Linked DNA regions of Homo sapiens: region 1 is linked to region 2. The links are chromatin loops, found by intact Hi-C in ENCODE. Cell type or tissue: PC-9. All regions are shown on one strand.

What was found. Hi-C counts contacts between places; a loop is a spot of excess contacts. Peaks named below come from ENCODE experiments on the same cell type or tissue, not always from the same donor. Only the 100,000 strongest peaks of a DNase experiment are listed, where the experiment ranks them.
Region 1: it touches region 2 in a loop (6-fold over the local background); 9 of 110 quality-filtered maps call a loop at or near these places.

Annotation. Positions count from the first base shown.
Region 1 is chr2:65,037,545-65,045,544 of GRCh38, forward strand. All of the region lies in intron 2 of LINC02576 (long intergenic non-protein coding RNA 2576), which reads left to right. Among named protein-coding and RNA genes, the nearest start is that of LINC02576, 11 kb to the left of the region's middle. RefSeq lists an enhancer at 3,068-3,157. In PC-9, CTCF peaks have their summits at 3,323 (motif pointing left) and 3,530; DNase peaks (open chromatin) are centred at 3,287 and 7,050.
Region 2 is chr2:64,327,013-64,335,012 of GRCh38, forward strand. It overlaps LOC105374769 (a long non-coding RNA gene), which reads right to left and starts at 5,767. Exons shown (of 3, transcript NR_187908.1): 1 at 5,621-5,767; 2 at 5,013-5,207; 3 at 3,469-3,655. RefSeq lists an enhancer at 867-1,026. In PC-9, CTCF peaks have their summits at 1,140 (motif pointing left), 4,017 (motif pointing right) and 4,222; DNase peaks (open chromatin) are centred at 309, 3,069 and 4,049; H3K4me3 peaks cover 668 bases; H3K27ac peaks cover 336 bases.

The DNA.
Region 1 (8,000 bases), 710 kb after region 2:
AATCATCATGCTGATTCTACCTGTAAAATACAGCTCGATTTGTTTGGTTTTCTCCATCTCCACAGCTGGCACCCTCTCTACGTCTCTGCCATCTGTCACCTAGACAACACAGCATCTTCCAAATGAGTGCCTCTATTTCCAGGGTGATCTTAAAACAGAAATCAGATTTTCACCCCTGCTGAATATCCTTCAGGGTCTCTTCTCTGCACCCAGCTGGAATCCAAACACTGGTCCAGGAAGCCCCGCCTGCCTCTCCTGCCTCACCCAGATGGCTCTACCCTTTGCCCACCTCACTTCAGCCACAGTGGCCTCACCTAAGTGCCTCCACATTTGGTATCTATTCATTCTCTAGCCAGTGCACCTCAGAATGCCTGGAATTCAGCTGGGCATGGTGGCCCATTCCTGTAATTCCAGCACTTTGTGAGGCCAAGGTGGGTGGATCACTTGAGGTCAGGAGTTCGAGACCAGCCTGACCAACATGGGGAACCCCCGTCTCTACCGAAAATACAAAAATTAGTTGGGCATAGTGGTGCGTGCCTGTAATCCCAGCCACTCTGGAGGCCGAGGTAGGAGAATTGCTTGAACCTGGAGGTGGAGGTTGCAGTGAGCCAAGATTGTGCCACTGCACTCCAGCCTGGGCGACACAGCAAGATTCTGTCTCAAACAAACAAACAAACAAATAAAAAGAATGCCTGGAATTCCTGTCCTTTCCCATCACTTGTTGTCTCTTTCTCATCTTTCCAGCCTCAGCTTAAATGTCACCTCCTCAGGGGAGCCTTCCCTGGTCACATGATCTTTAATAGGTCATCCATGTTTTTCTTCCCTCAGCACCTCATTTGTTTCCTTCCCAGTACTTAATGTAATAGATCATTATTCTTTGTGTATTTAAGTGTCTCCCCATGGTGGGTGCAGTGGCTCATGCCTGTAATCCCAGTACTTTGGGAGGCTGAGGCAGGAGGATTACTTGTGTCCAGGAGTTTGAGACCAGCCTGGGCAACATAGTGAGATCCTGTCTCTATAAAAAAAATTACAAATTAGCCAAGTGTGGTGGTGCAGACCTGTAGTCCCAGTTACTCGGGAGGCTAAGGCGGGAGGATCACTTGAGCCTGGGAGGTCGAGGCTAAAGTGAGCTGAGATGGTGCCACTGAACTCCAGCTTGGGTGTCAGAGTGAGACCCTAAAAAAGAAAAAGTTAAATTAAATAATTGTTTCCCCAACTACACTATAATCTCCATCTTGGGAACTACACCATCTTGTTGGCCATCATGTTGTATCCTCTTGGGGGAATAAGGACAAGCTTCAAAGAAAGAGATGGCATTTGGGAAGAAGGTGCTGAATTTTCTCCTTCTTCCAGTTAGCACTGCTGCATCTTGATTCTGTTCTGGGGGAACCACCCTTTGCCTATTTCAGTCATGGGGTTTGGCTTGAAATGACCCACCCTTGGCACCAAGAAAGTCTCTTATTAGTTTAGGCAGATTACAACTGAGGCCAAAAATAATCAAGATGTTTGCTGGGGCCAGGCACAGTGGCTCACGCCTGTAATCCCAGCACTTCGAGAGGCTGAGACGGGCAGATCACTTGAGGTCAGGAGTTCAAAACCAGCCTGGCCAACATGGTGAAATCCCATCTCTACTAATAATAGAAAAAATCAGCTGGGCGTGGTGGCGTGCACCTGTAATCCCAGCTACTCAGGAGACTGAGGCCGGAAAATGGCTTGAACCCGGAGGGGGAGGTTGCAGAGAGCTGAGATCACACCACTGCACTCCAGCCTGGATGACAGGGCGAGGCTCCGTCTCAAAAAAATAAAATAAAATAAAAAAGAATTTAAAAGTTGTTTGCCGGGCAAGAAGCATACTCTCTTTCCTGTTAAAATGGCCAAAAGAGAACCTCTTTCTCCCGCCTTTCTACCACTGAGCAGTGTAGTATGAAGATGTGTGATTCGGGATTGCTATATCAGTCAAGGTCCCAGCAGGAAGCAGATGGCACACTCAAACTGGACAATTTGAGGAGCAGTTAGTAAGTGGACTGTTGGCGGTGCACACCTGTAATCCCAGCTACTTAGGAGGCTGAGGCGGGAGGATCTCTTGAACCCAGGAGTTCGAGGCCACAGTGAACTATGATCTCCAGCCTGGGTGACAGAGTGAGACCCTATCTCTATTTAAAAAAAAAAAAAAACATGGACAGTTTGCAAAAGTGTGAGCATGTGTAGGGAAAACTTAAGGAATAATGAAATATCTTGGGGCCATTACCACCCTAGGCCTACAGAGGGTGGTTGCTGGAATGCAGAGATAGAGATATGGAGACTGTCACCTCATAGATGAGGGATGAAGGCAGCCTGTGCTGTGCACCATGGAAGACAGAGATTTAATTAATAGCCCAGCCATCCGTGGAGCCCATGCTGGTGCTCCTCACTGGCCAAACCCAAGTGGAAGACAGAAGGCAAGGAAGCCCGCAAATCTAAGCCAGGTCATCCTCCAAGGGCACTGAGCAGGGAGGAGAAGAATAGAGACGTTAAGAAGCAGAAGGAAGATACGGAGCACACCTACCTGCTAGGGGAGGACTGAAAGAGCCACTAGGGGTTCTGAACGCAAGCCGACACAGCAAAAGGCAGAAGACAAAAATGGAGTAAAACCAAGTCACCTGTGGTGCTGTCCAAGCTGCTGAACAGACGTCACCTGAAGCTAACTAGATACCTCGATATTTCTCAGTATAGGAGCCATTAGATTCCCTTTATTGTCCGGGTGTTACTTGAAACATAAAGAGCCCTCACAGATGTAACGAGTTCTTCGAGTATTACTGAGGTTTCAATAAGCAGAAATGGAGAAATCACTTTCCAGAAACAGGGAACAGAACAAGCAAAAGGCAAGGTGAAAATGAGGGGCATTTTTGGGGATCCGTGAGTAGGCAGTTGACTGGAGCCTATGGGCCAGGTAGAAAAGTATTAGGAGAAGATTCCAGAAAGGTAAGTGGGGTCTCATAGACTGGAAGTCCCAGAACTGAAAGTCAAGGAGTTGGGAGCTCATGCAACTGGCAATGGAGAACCACCAAAAGGTGAACTGTTATGCTTGTGATTATTTTCTTCATGGTTTCTTTGGGGTCCTGGGAGTGTGTGGTGGCTGTTATGTGTAACTGTGATTAACTTTACATCGTGAAAAGTCAGTCACCAAAAGGCAGAAGAGGCTAGATGGGACTCGCCTGCAGAACTGGACCGAGGGCTCTGCGGCTGCCACCGAATCTGCTCCAGGATCCTGCCCAGTCTCCTCCCACGCAGGGTAAACCATTTCCACTTACTACGGACTCCACCTTGTGGTCATGCTTGAGAACTGCACCACTGCCTCCGCAGTCCTTACCCACAAGGGCAACAGGATCACCACCCTCTCTTTCCTTGTCCCTATCATACCTTTAGGTCTCTTAAAAAAAAATGAAAGCAGCAGTGTACAGAAAGAAGTATAAAGGAAAAATTATTTCAAAGTTAAAATTAAAAAAATAAAAGCATACCAAGATAAAGTCCATTTCGTGAGATTTCATGCATCTTAAACAAATGGATCTCAAACCAAATATATTCTTTAACCCTCTGTACATCCTCTTCTATTAGTATTATCTGTTTTCATTAATTTCTTCAAAGTCCCAATGGGCCAGGCGGTTAAAGACATTTTCACACTTATGGCCGGGCACTGTGGGAGGCCAAGGGGGGAGGATCGCTTGAGGCCAGGAGTTCAAGACCAGCATGGCCAACATGGTGAAACCCCGTCTCTACTAAAAATTCAGAAATCATCTGGGCGTGGTAGTGCTTTCCTGTAGTGCCAGCTATTTGGGAGGCTGAGGCAGGGGAATTGCTTGAATCCGGGAGGTGGAGGCTGCAGTGAGCCGAGATCATGCTACTGCACTGCAGCCTGGGCGACAGAGCGAGACTCTGTCTCAAAAAAAAAAAAAAATTCACATTTAATCCTTACAGTTCTTTGGTAGGCATAAACGCTACTATCCTCATTTCACAAATAAGGAAATCTAGGCATATGCGCTCAGAGAGTTTTAACAACCTGCCCAAGGCCATGCAGCTAATTAGTTGGGACAGTTGGAATTTGAACTTGGTCAGTTAGATCCAAAACACAGGCATTTACCACCAAGCCACATTGCCTCTTAGTTGATAGGATTTTCATCTACTCGATTTTCAACTGGAAATTAGTAAGGGGATCTTGATTGTTGCCTCCCCTTCACTTCTTCACCCATATGCAGAGATGGGTTATTGATAGCACCTCCTGAATGATAGGGGATTTTATCCCTTTCTCTCTCCCCATGGCCATAATCTCAGTCTGGCCCTTCCTCGCATTTCATATGAAATATTGCAACTGCTTCCCATGAGGTTTCCAGTGTTTCCCCCATCCCACTCCACTGAAGAGAGGGTTCTAGTTTTAAAATCCAAACCTGAAAAGACTCAATCAGTTTAGGCCATACATGTGGCATTTAAGCCACATGTATCAAGATGCTTAAAAATGTCTATACCCTTTCAATCAGTAGTTCTACTTCTGTGAATCTATCTTTAAAAAAAAAATTCCTGTATATAAAAAAGTTATATGTACAAAGATGGTCAGGCAGTATTATTGATGTAGTATAGCTATTCCTTATAAAATTTTTAAATTTCCATTACGAGGCTGGGAATGGTAGCTCCCATCTGTAATCCCAGGCCTGTGGGAGGCCAAGGAGGGAGGACTGCTTGAGGCCAGAAGTCTAAGATCAACCTGGGCAACATAGTAAGACCCCATGTCTAAAAAAAAAAAAAAATTAAATTAAATTAAATTATAATAGCCAGGCATGGTGGCATACACCTGTAGTCCTAAGCTAAGGCAGAAGGATCGCTTGAGCCCAGGAGTTTGAAGCTGCAGTGAGCTATCATCATGCCACTGCACTCCAGCCTGGGACAGAGCAAGACCCCCTCTCTAAACAAAACAAATAATAAGGCCGGGAGTGGTGGCTCATGCCTGTAATCCCAGCACTTTGGGAGGCCGAGGCGGATGGATCACAAGGTCAGGAGTTTGAGACCAGCCTGGCCAACATGGTGAAACCCCGTCTCTACTAAAAACACAAAAATTAGCCAGGCGTGGTGGCGCGCACCTGTAATCCCAGCTACTCAGAAGGCTGATGCAGGAGAATTGCTTGAACCCAGGCGGCAGAGGCTGCAGTGAGCAGAGATCGCACCACTGCACTCCAGCCTGGGCAACAGACCGAGACTCTGCCTCAAAAAAAAGGAAAAAAGAAAAACAAATAATAATAATAATAAATTTAAACCAACTTAATTTCTACTCCAAACCCAACAGGATTTTCTACTTCAGGCCATCCTTCAAGGTCCTAGGAAGACCCTGCAGTTATAGATCATTACTGGTCACTGTCAAGGCCACCAGGGCCCAATTTATCTGGTTCCCTCAGTTCTAACAGCCCACTAGCTTTCACGCCACCCTTGGGACATATGGATATTTGGTGAGGCTGGGAGCCCTGTAACTGTTCCTCTCTGAGATCTGACCACTCCCCTGGGGTGTTGTCAGAGGGCAGAGCACAGGTCCCAGCTATTGCAGGACCCTGGACCCCTCCCCTGGCTTGGAGCAATCTTTTACCCTGGGGGAAATCCACCACTGCCTGCTAGGGTTTCCGTCAGAGCTGCTTCCTGTCTCCTCTCCCTCCAGTACACTGTACACTCAGACACATCAGGGGACTTAGGCTTTTGAAAACAAAGCCAGGAAAAGAAGTGTTTTGCAGGCAATTTCTGCCTTCAGCCTGCCAGCTCCTGAGGAAAGTAAAACGAAGCCTGCCTGAGGAGGAAAAGTGGGGAAATACAAGAGGAAATTCCACATTTGTAGCTCAAAAAGTTATCCTACCTCAAGATGCTTAACAATGAGACAATGTCATAAGATGTGAATGTTGGACATGAAGTCTGTGGGTTGCACATAGATGTTGATGCAGCCTGCACCATACAGTTGGAAAATCTAATTCACTTCACCTACTCATTCCAGATGCAAGTTTCCAAAGTTCTGGTGAAAACGGCTGAAGGAATAGTGTTACAGCAACTGCCCTTGGCTTTTCCAGCTTTACACTTCCATGCCTATGGAAATCTCTTCCCTGTCTGTAGCTTTAAGCATTACATCTATATGATCGACCATCCCATCTTCATCTCCATCCCTGACTTCCTAACTTGAGCTCCATGTCTCCAACAAGAGAAAAGGCAGGGCCGGGCGCGGTGCTCATGCCTGTAATCCCAGCACTTTGGGAGGCCGAGGCTGGCAGATCACGAGGTCAGGAGATTGAGACCATCCTGGCTAACACGGTGAAACCCAGCCTCTACTAAAAATACAAAAAATTAGCTGGGTGTAGTGGTGCTCACCTGTAGTCTCAGCTACTCGGGAGGCTGAGGCAGGAGAATCACTTAAACCCTGTAGGTGGAGATTGCAGTGAACCGAGAACATGCCACTGCTCTCCAGCCTCGGTGACAGAGCAAGACTCCGTCTCAAAAAATAAAAATTAAAAAAAGACAAAAGGCAGCACCATCTGGGAATCTTACTTTCACTTTCATGCCCCAAATCAACTCATTGTCTTTACCCCAAATCAGCTTCCTCTGCAGATGTCTCATTCCATCAGTGAGGCAGGAGGGTAAGGTCCCAGCCAAGTTCTTTCCTCTACACTGCTGTTAGAAATGCTTGTTCCCCAGTGCCACGAAGAAACAGCACTCAAACATAAATTTAATTTTCTCAGCAAGGCAATTTTTACTTCTATAGAAGAGTGTAACTCGCGAATGGAGTAATGGCAACAGCACACCTGGACAGGGAAGGGCAAGGAGTTCTTATTCCTGAGGCAGGTAGCCCCTACTGCTGTGTTGTTTCCCTATTGGCTAGGGTTGGACCGCACAGTCTAAGCTAATTCCAACTGGCTATTTTAAAGAGAGCAAAGGTATGAGCCAGAGTGGCAGGGTGAGTAGTGTGGCAGGAAGGACGGTTAGGAACAGGTAACTAAAGGTGACTTAGGTCACAGCAGGTGACCAGGATGAGTCAGGATGGAGCAGGTGACCAGGGGAACAGATGTGAACTACTGATTAGGACTCGCGAGAAAGTTGTTTACTGAAACTAGAAGCAAAGGGGTGAAGAGAACCAGGAAGTTAAACTTTAAAATGGAGAATCAAAGAATAAGAGAACTGAACATACTGACATACTGATTCTTTGAAGAGAAACTTGGGGTCTACTATATTTAACAATCCCCCTTCTTGAATTTTTATAGTTCTTTCTCTTCAAACTTCCTTAACATGTCTTGGCTTAGCTGTTCTGTTTGATTCTCTAAAAGAAAAAGCTTCTCTGAATAAGGTGGAGGAGAATTAAGGGAGGTTTTAGTAAGTGCTGCCTGTATGAGTTTGTACACCAGCCCACAGATGCATGGTATGACACAACACCCAACAAGAATGAGTACACCTACTACGGCTGCGAGAGAAGTAAGAATCGAGGCTATGATTCCTTTCCATTTACCAAACCATTTTTCTAGCCACCTTGTAAAGGGATCATTTACCCCTGGGTTTTTGGCTAACTCACTAGACAGAGCGGTTAGACCTTGCAATGCCTTTGTTATACGTCCATCAGGGGCGGTGGTGTTTGGGATGAAGGTACAACCTTGAGTTTTAATCATGACGCAAACTCCTCTTTCTGCTAATACCGTGTCTAAGGCTCTTCTATTTTCCCAAGCCATCTGGCTAGTAGCCCCTAATCGCTCACCTATTCCTTTAACAGCATCTCTAATGTAGTTAATAAACCGCTGTTGGTTGTAATAAATGTAATTTACCTAATCTATGTTCTTATTAATTGTCACCCATCAAAATATTGACTTAAATTCTGCAGCTATTTGATCTCGGGCTTTAAATTCATCTGGTACTCCTCGTGGAGGTCTAATAGCATTTATATAAACATGGGAGTCAAAGGACCCATGTGAGGCACTTCTTTTTTTTACGCTTTTCTCTTTTTTTTTTTCTTCGTG
Region 2 (8,000 bases):
CTACTAAAATACAAAAAATTAGCCAAGTGTGGTGGCATGTGCCTGTAGTCCCAGCTACTCAGGAGGCTGAGGCAGGGGAATCGCTTGAACCCGGGAGGCAGAGGTTGCAGTGAGCCGAGATCGGCCCAGTGCACTCCAGCCTGGCAACATGGGACCAGGCGGGCAAGGCAGGCAGGCATCTGATTGCAGGATCCCCAATACCAGATTTTAGAATCATGTCATTTTTCCATACCACTGAGAAGCTCCTGAAAGTTTTTGAAGAAGAGTGAGTCATTCATTTATTCACTCAGCTAATATTTATCAAGCACCTACCACGTGCCAGGCCCTACACTGGGCACCAAGATCCAACAGTCAACGTGCCCACATTAGCTAAGGGCAACTTTTAAGCAAGGGCTTATTCAGAGACAAGATTGCTATTGTCTGTGTTTTCCATCTGATTTGCGAATGGAACATACACCTGCTGTGCTCTCCAGAAACAACTCTGCTGCTTGTCTCTGACAGAAGCGCTTCAGTTGAGCATTTATGGAAGTTTCTAACAGTGGTGATGTGAATGGATGACAGAAAGCAGGCGCGTGCGCACACGCAGTTTTCAAAGGCTGGGGGCCAGTGGGAGAACGCATTTTCTTTCAGGTCTGTGCTGCCTGCCAGGGAGCTGCTGTTCTCGTGCGGCATCTTAAGATGGCCCTGGCAGCCTTTGGCTTTTGCCTTGTGAGGGTCAATGGGCTTCAGGTGTTTCTGTGTTGATCTAACAGTTTCAGGAAGCCGTGGGCTGGGAGGGTGGGGGTGAGCGAGGGGAGGAGTGGGGAAGGGAAGGAGGAAGGCTGTGGGTAGCTTCTCTTCTGTTCTCACATGACAGCTCTGATGAAATTAGAGTGTGATCTCAAAGACAAGCTGGTCTTTTCATCTGAATTAAATGAAATAGGCCAATATGCTCTTCTAGAAGATCAAACATACCCAGGACAATGTTCAATCCTCTTTCTTTGTCCCACTTTGGGACAAAAACCAAACTGGGGAAAAGAACGGGGAGGCTGGAGCGCCTGCTGGGGCCCCTTCTCTGCCCACACGGCTCCTCTTGGGTTCTGGGCAGGCTGAGCTTAGCGGGCATTGCCCTCTGCTGGGGCATATCAGGAGAAATGAGCTAAGGCCAGGGGTGGTCCTATCAGGTGGCAGAGGACAGGATTTGGACGAGTCGCAGGGCTATTACTGATGGAGATTTAGCACTCTGGCCTCTGAGAAAACAGCCAGGTTTCTGATCTGCCCAAGCCCTCTGTCTCTCCTGTCAGGGGCCTTCTCAGCACCCCCTAAACATTCCAATTCCTCTCCTACTCCAGTCTATTCCCTTCTTTCTCTGAATGGTCCATAGCTTATCCCAGGTCTGTGGGCAGAGGGGAAAGAAACAGAAGGGAGAGCTGAGAAATCTCTCCCGCCCAGCACAGTCGGTATCACAAGCTCTGTGTCCGGTTTCCTTGTCCTATATTTGGTAACACGACAGTGGCCTTTCTGACTGATGCGAGCCCCTGTTCTCTTCACTCCCTGGGGATTGCTGATAGGAGGCCAGCATTTCAGTAGGCAGCGCATCATCAGCCCTACCACGGATCTTATTTTAAACTAATTACATTACTGAAGGGTGGGTAGGAGGGAGGAGAAGGGGTAATTATAACCGGGGAATTTTTTTTTAAAGGCCTAGTTTCAAAAATCTCAGACTTAATTTAGTAAATTTCAATTACAGAGAGTTACTAAGCTGAAGATCATTTGCATTACATCCTTAATTACTACTTCATTTGTATCTGAGATCATCAATAGAGATTCTTGGGAATGTGTACTTGGAATAAGTGATTGATCCTAATGAGGCCTTTGTTCCTCCCAAGCCTCACTTAGGAAGCTATTTCTTCCCTCTTGCAGAGGCACAGAGTTTGCCAAGCCAGGTGGAGACACCCTAAACTAGAAATGGAGCCTGAGGTTTTCAAACTGGTTTTGCCAGAGGCTGCAAGACTCTAAGCTCTGTCCTGATGTTCCCCAACAGGCATTAATTGCTCTCCCCTGAATGCATTAGCACTGCCAGACTATTACGGATGATTAGCCTCCGTGCCCAGCTACAAACGTCCATCTTTCTTAGTTGGTAGCAGAGGAAATAGCCTTTTAGGACCTTCTCCTTGCACAGGATGGATGCCGTCCTGGACCTTCCTGCTTCTGCGTTTCCCGCCACCTTTAAAGAAAGTGCATCCAGCAGTCCTGGCCACTGGGTCTTTATTGGAAAAGCTGTTTTCCAAGATGATTTAACTCTGAAAAAAAAAATGAAAAGCCCACAAGAACTGAAGACCCTGTGTGCGTGTGTGTGAGTCTGTATTAAGACCCCTTTTATAGGAGACAGACTCCTTTTGGGGAAGAGGGAGAGGTAGGGAAAGGACGAAGTGAGTAAAGGCACTCTCAGCTAAATCCTGCATGCCCATAGTTCCTTCATTGTATGGTACCTCACACCCTTACAGGGCTTTACCGAGCGCTTGTTCATCTGTTAGCTTACAGGTAAGAGAATCATTGTCCTCATTCTCTGAGTGAAGAAACTGATGCTCACAGTAGTTAAGTGACTTTGCCCAAAATTACTGAGCTGAGGAGTGACAGAATGGGGACTGAAGTCCCAGTCTCTTAATTCTGTGCTCCTCGGATACCCCCAAACCACCTCCATGGTCTTCCAGCAGCCTGAACATTTATCCATTTATGGAGGTCAGGGTGTGGGTCCCACTGCAGCCTGCTGCCCCATTTAAACTTTATTTCTGAATCTGTACATTTAAGCAAACCACTTTGTTTCAGAGGCATCCAGAGAGTAGCCTTACTTAACCTTCTTCTGGAGGTGTGTCTATTTGGTGGAGAATGGTGGAGGGGCCTGGAGGGAAGGAAAGGGAGGAGCCAGTAGGGAATTTTCACAGTTTTCCACCAGATGAGGCCAAAGCCCAGAAGTCAGACAAATCCACGATTCTCCTGGCATTCTACAGAGTTGCCAACTCCCTGCCCTGCTCTTTGCTCTCATTATTCCTCTGGGGTGGTTTCCAAGGGTGGAGAAGTGTAGGCTGAGGAAATGTCTGTGTTGAGGGAGGGCAGATGCTGTGAGGAGGGAGGTGTTTACACCAAGCATCGAGCCAGGCCTTGGAGTCACAGGGACAGGCCCAGAGCAGGAAGTGTCCTCCAAGCTAGAAGTCCTCTAGTTCAGAGGTTCTTTGTCTCCTCAAGAACCTCCTGGAACCTCCTGGACATTGTAGCATCCTCTGCAATAGCCACTACCCCTAGCAGTGCAGATGGAGTACTGTAGTGAAATGAACAAATTTTTTGGAGCTCAATAACTCTGGGTTCAAATCCCACTTCTGCTTATGAGCTGAAAGATCTTGAGTAAGTCCTGTAACCTCCCTAAAGATCAGTTGAGATTACCAATATCCACTGCCTTGGCTGTTCTGAGGTTGAAATGAATCACGTTAAACAAATAGCAAATGGTGGCTTTAATTAGTAGAGGGTTAGAGGGCAGCCAGACAGTGGCAGGACAAAAAAGGAGGGCTGCTTGTCCTGTAGGCAGTAGCAAGGAGCGGGAGTGGATTCCACAGTGAAGCAGCTTCCAAGGGCTTTTTGTAAGCAGCCCCTATGCTGGCTCTGGGAGAGCTCTGAGAAACTAGTTTGAAAAGCATAGAAGTCATAAAATAGCACCAGTATTTTTTTTCTAGTGTGAGCAAAAATATTCATGCAGACAAATCCAAGCCAATCTTCTGGGACTAAGACTCTAAATATTACTTGTGAGTCACCCCAGCTTCCTTCCAAGAGAAAGACTCCCCCATCCCCTCACCCAACACCCCCGTCCGTGACACATTAAGATTGTAGCTTTTCAGCTTCTTCCACCAAACTCTCAGTCCCTCATCGTGGGCATGAGGACAGCCCTGTGTGCAGAAAACGTGTTTCTCCATTTCGGTCTCTCTCTTGGTTAAAGCCAATTTCCAAAAAAACCAAAACCACCTTATCAGAGCAAGACCCATGTCAAGCTCCGCAGCAGGCACTAGGTGGCGCTAGATCCCATGTTATTAAGGCAACTCTAAAGCTGCGCCCTTTTCTGGAAAAATGTTTCTGTTGTGAGATCCTCTCTTTCCCAGAGACCTGAGACCACCTCAGTTTATACCACAAGCTTAAAGCGCCACCAGAAGATCGCATACTATCTCAGGAGCCCCAGCTTTGCTGCTAACCTAGTCCTTTTCAGGGTGTGGCTGTGGAAGGAGTTTCTAGACCTGAGGCTGGAGACCCCAAGTCCTTTGCTGAACTGTAAATAATATTAGGAACAAGTAGTCCATTTCAACTTCTGCTCTGCCCTGAGGCGCAGGAAGGAAAACAACTTTTTCCCTTAGGAGGAGGTGAGGAAAAAAAAGAGGCAGATCCTAGAAGCTCCTTTGTGAGAGCAGCCAAGCATCTTCCCTGCCCTCTCCCGCAGAATGGAGGCCCACCCCGACCTCAGGTCATTTCCTTCCATGGCCAGCCCCCTCTCAGGGTGAAACATGATCCTCAGTGCCCCTCTGGAGGTAAGCTGTAGGTTCTTTTTTTCTCCAGGGATCTGAGCTGAGGTTGCCCTGAAATGCCTGTTTAATTTCATTGCCGAGAGCACACCTTCTCATTATTTCGAGAGCTGTGACCCCAAAGCACTTATGAACAATAGCAGCAACTGGCAGTTATAAGCTATTTACAGTTTTCTAAGCGTTATGAGCACTCTTGATGCCTGGAGAGGCAGGTGAGTTGCATTTTCTGTTTGCAGATACAGTGACTGACACCCCAGGGTCTCATTGGAACTGCTGGCACTGATGTTGTCTCTTGGAAATGATGATGATCATTGTTGCTTATTATAATTTTCACTGTTATGTTCCCTTTGATGTGTAAGAGGCCAAACAGAACACAAGCTTTTGGTTAATGGGTTTCCTGTTGGCTGAGTCTATCTGGGCTGAATGTGGAGAACCACTGAAAGGAGGTGAATGCCCTGAGCAGACCTTTACCTTCTTGGCCATGTGAGAGTTTACTGCAGTAGGAAGCTGGGCTCCGCAGAGTAAAGGGCAGGTGTGTGGGGAAGCCTTCCTTGCCCCTTCCACCGTGTGAAGACATAGGGAGACGATGGCCATCTATGAACCAGGAGGCAGGCCCTCCCAAGGCCTGTTGCTGGCACTTTGATCTTGGACTTCCAGCCTCTAGAACTGTGAGAAAAGAGTGCCTGCTGTTTAAGCCACCCAGTCTGTGCTATTTTTGTTAGAGCAGTCCGAATGGACTAAGACAGAAATTGGCATGCCTCTGTGACGTCGCAGAGACATTTAAGCCCTCAAAGAGGCCAGCCCCCTCTCAGGGTTTTTCTGGAAAAATGTTTCTGTTGTGAGATCCTCTCTTTCCCAGAGACCTGAGACTAAATGGTGCAATATAGTTGAGGCAACACAGTATATATAAATAAAAAGAAAATGAATGACTCAGAGAAGTTCTAGCAAGAGTCCAGAAACCCAATATCCTAGCTTGGCCGTGCAGAGGTTCCCTGTAGGGCAAAGAGTGGGGAAGGAGTTGGTGGGGCTGGGAAGAGGGGGAGGAAAGGCCCTGTTAGGTGTATTCCTGTTAGGAATACCTGGTGGCCTTTGCTGGGCTTTACTTTCTGCATAAGAAGTGGTTTTCCCCAAGCTGACGTCCAGGCTCTAGATGTCCAGCTGGGGTGTAATCAAAGGCTTTGGGCACCAAGTGCCTGGCTGATGTTTTGCACCTACCGGATACTCTTAAGTCCAAAGTTGCCAGGCACTGACTGCCTTGAGCATTGTTGAGATTACCACGGAGACAGCCTGTTCCATGGCCCATGAAGTCAGAGAGAGGTCACCTAGGAACCGGTGGGCTTCACCTTCTAGCTCACATCCCCACAAGTTTCTGCTCCTCGGGTCCTCAGAGGCTTGGATGAAGTTCAGGCCCATCACCCCCACCCCATCACAAACTCTCCCCCTTCCCTTCCACCACACTTTGGGAAAGTACTTCTCTTCCCTCATATTTGCTTGAAGAGCTTTTCTTTTAAAAATAAACACAATTATCGTTTTATAGGAAATGAACATACATGTAGAAATCCAACAAAAGGATTTATAGTAAAAAATAGGTCTCCTTCCCACCCCTGTCCCCCAGCACCCAGGTTCTCTTCCAAGAGGTACCCTCTAATACTCCTTGTTGACAGAAAGAGCCAAACTCTGTAAAATATTTGCAAAGATTTATTCTGAGCCAAATATGAGTGACCATGGCCCATGACACAGCCCTCAGGAGGGCCTGAGAACATGTGCCCAAGGTGGTCAGGGCACAGCTTGGTTTTATACATTTTAGGGAGACGTGAGACTTCAATCAAATACAGTTAAGAAATACATTGGTTTGCTCCAGAAAGGTGGGACAACTTGTAGGTGGGGGAGAGGTGGGGGCTTCCAGCTTATAGGTAGATTTTAAAGTTTTCTGGTTGACAATTGGTTGAGTTTATCTAAAGACCTGGGACCAATAGAAAGGAAATGTTTAGGTTAAGATAAAGGATGGTGGTGACCAAGTTTTATTGTTCTGAAGAAGCTTTCAGCAGACTTCAGAGAGAGCAGGTTGTAAAATGTTTCTTATCCCACTTAAAAGGTTACCTGGCTCTTAGTTGAGTATCTCCTGGGTCTGGAAAGAAAGAGGAAAAAGGAGGGGAGGGGAAGGGAAATCTCCATAGAATCTCTATAGATTCTCCATAGATTTTTCCCACAAGAGACAACCTTGCCAGGCAATTTCAAGATATGGCAAGAAAATATATTTGGGGTTTAAATATTTATATTTCCTTCCTTATTTGTTATGTGATGTTATGCCAGAGCCAGGTTGGAAAGCAGACCACCTTATATAGGGGGGTTAAATAAAAATCCTTCTACGCAGTGCACGGTGGCTCACGCCTGTAATCTCAGCACTTTGGGAGGCTGAGGTGGGTGGATCACTTGAGGTCAGGGGTTCCAGACCAGCCTGGCCAACATGGTGAAACCCTGTCTCTACTAAAAATACAAAAATTAGCCAGGTGTGGTGGCACACACCTGTAATCCCAGTTACTTGGGAGGCTGAGGCACAGAATCGCTGGAACCTGGGAGGTGGAGGTTGCAGTGAGCCAAGATCACAGAACTGCACTCCAGCCTGGGCAACAGAGCGAGACTCTGTCTCAAAAAAACAAAAACAAACAAACAAAAAACCCTCTGATGAGACTGTATGGTTTGTAGGGTGTGACTCCCGAGGCCCCTTAGGTAGGAATTTGGGGAAGATAAAAAAAAAGTCAGAGTTTAGATCTCCCTCTTCTTTCCCTGCCCACCCAAGCCTCTTCTGTCCATTCTTTTCTTGTTTCCAGAATTTTGTTTTTTAACAAAATGGATCCTGTTACTCCTTATTGTCCTCAGGACATGCAAAATGCAAACTCCTTAGGCCAGAATACAAGTGCTTTCTCATCAGGCCATGCAGACACCTCCAGCCTCATCACCCGCAAAGCCGGGCCGAACAACTTTTTAGCGAAATGAATCTGTGCTCTTATTTACGACTGTGTGTTTTTATTTTTTTCCTGGCCTAGATATTTTTAATATTGTGATAAAATATAAATAACATAAAATTGGCCATTTTAGCCATTTTTAAGTATACAGTTCTGTGGCAGTAAGTGCATTCACATTGTTGTACAACTATCACCACCATCCATCTCCAGAACTTTTTCCGCGACTGAAGCTCTGTACCCACTAACTTTCCATTCCTTTTTCTCCCCAACCCCTGAAAACTAACTACCATTTTACTTTCTGTCTTTATTATTTCACTACTCCAGGTGCCTCCTGTAAGTGGAATCATAAAATATTTGTCCTTTTGTGATTGACATTGCTAAGCATGATATCCTCAAGGTTCACTCATGTCAGAATTTCCTTCTCTTTTAAGGCTAAATAATATTTCATTGTATGTAAATCCTACCCACTGTATAGTTTTAAAAATAATTATTA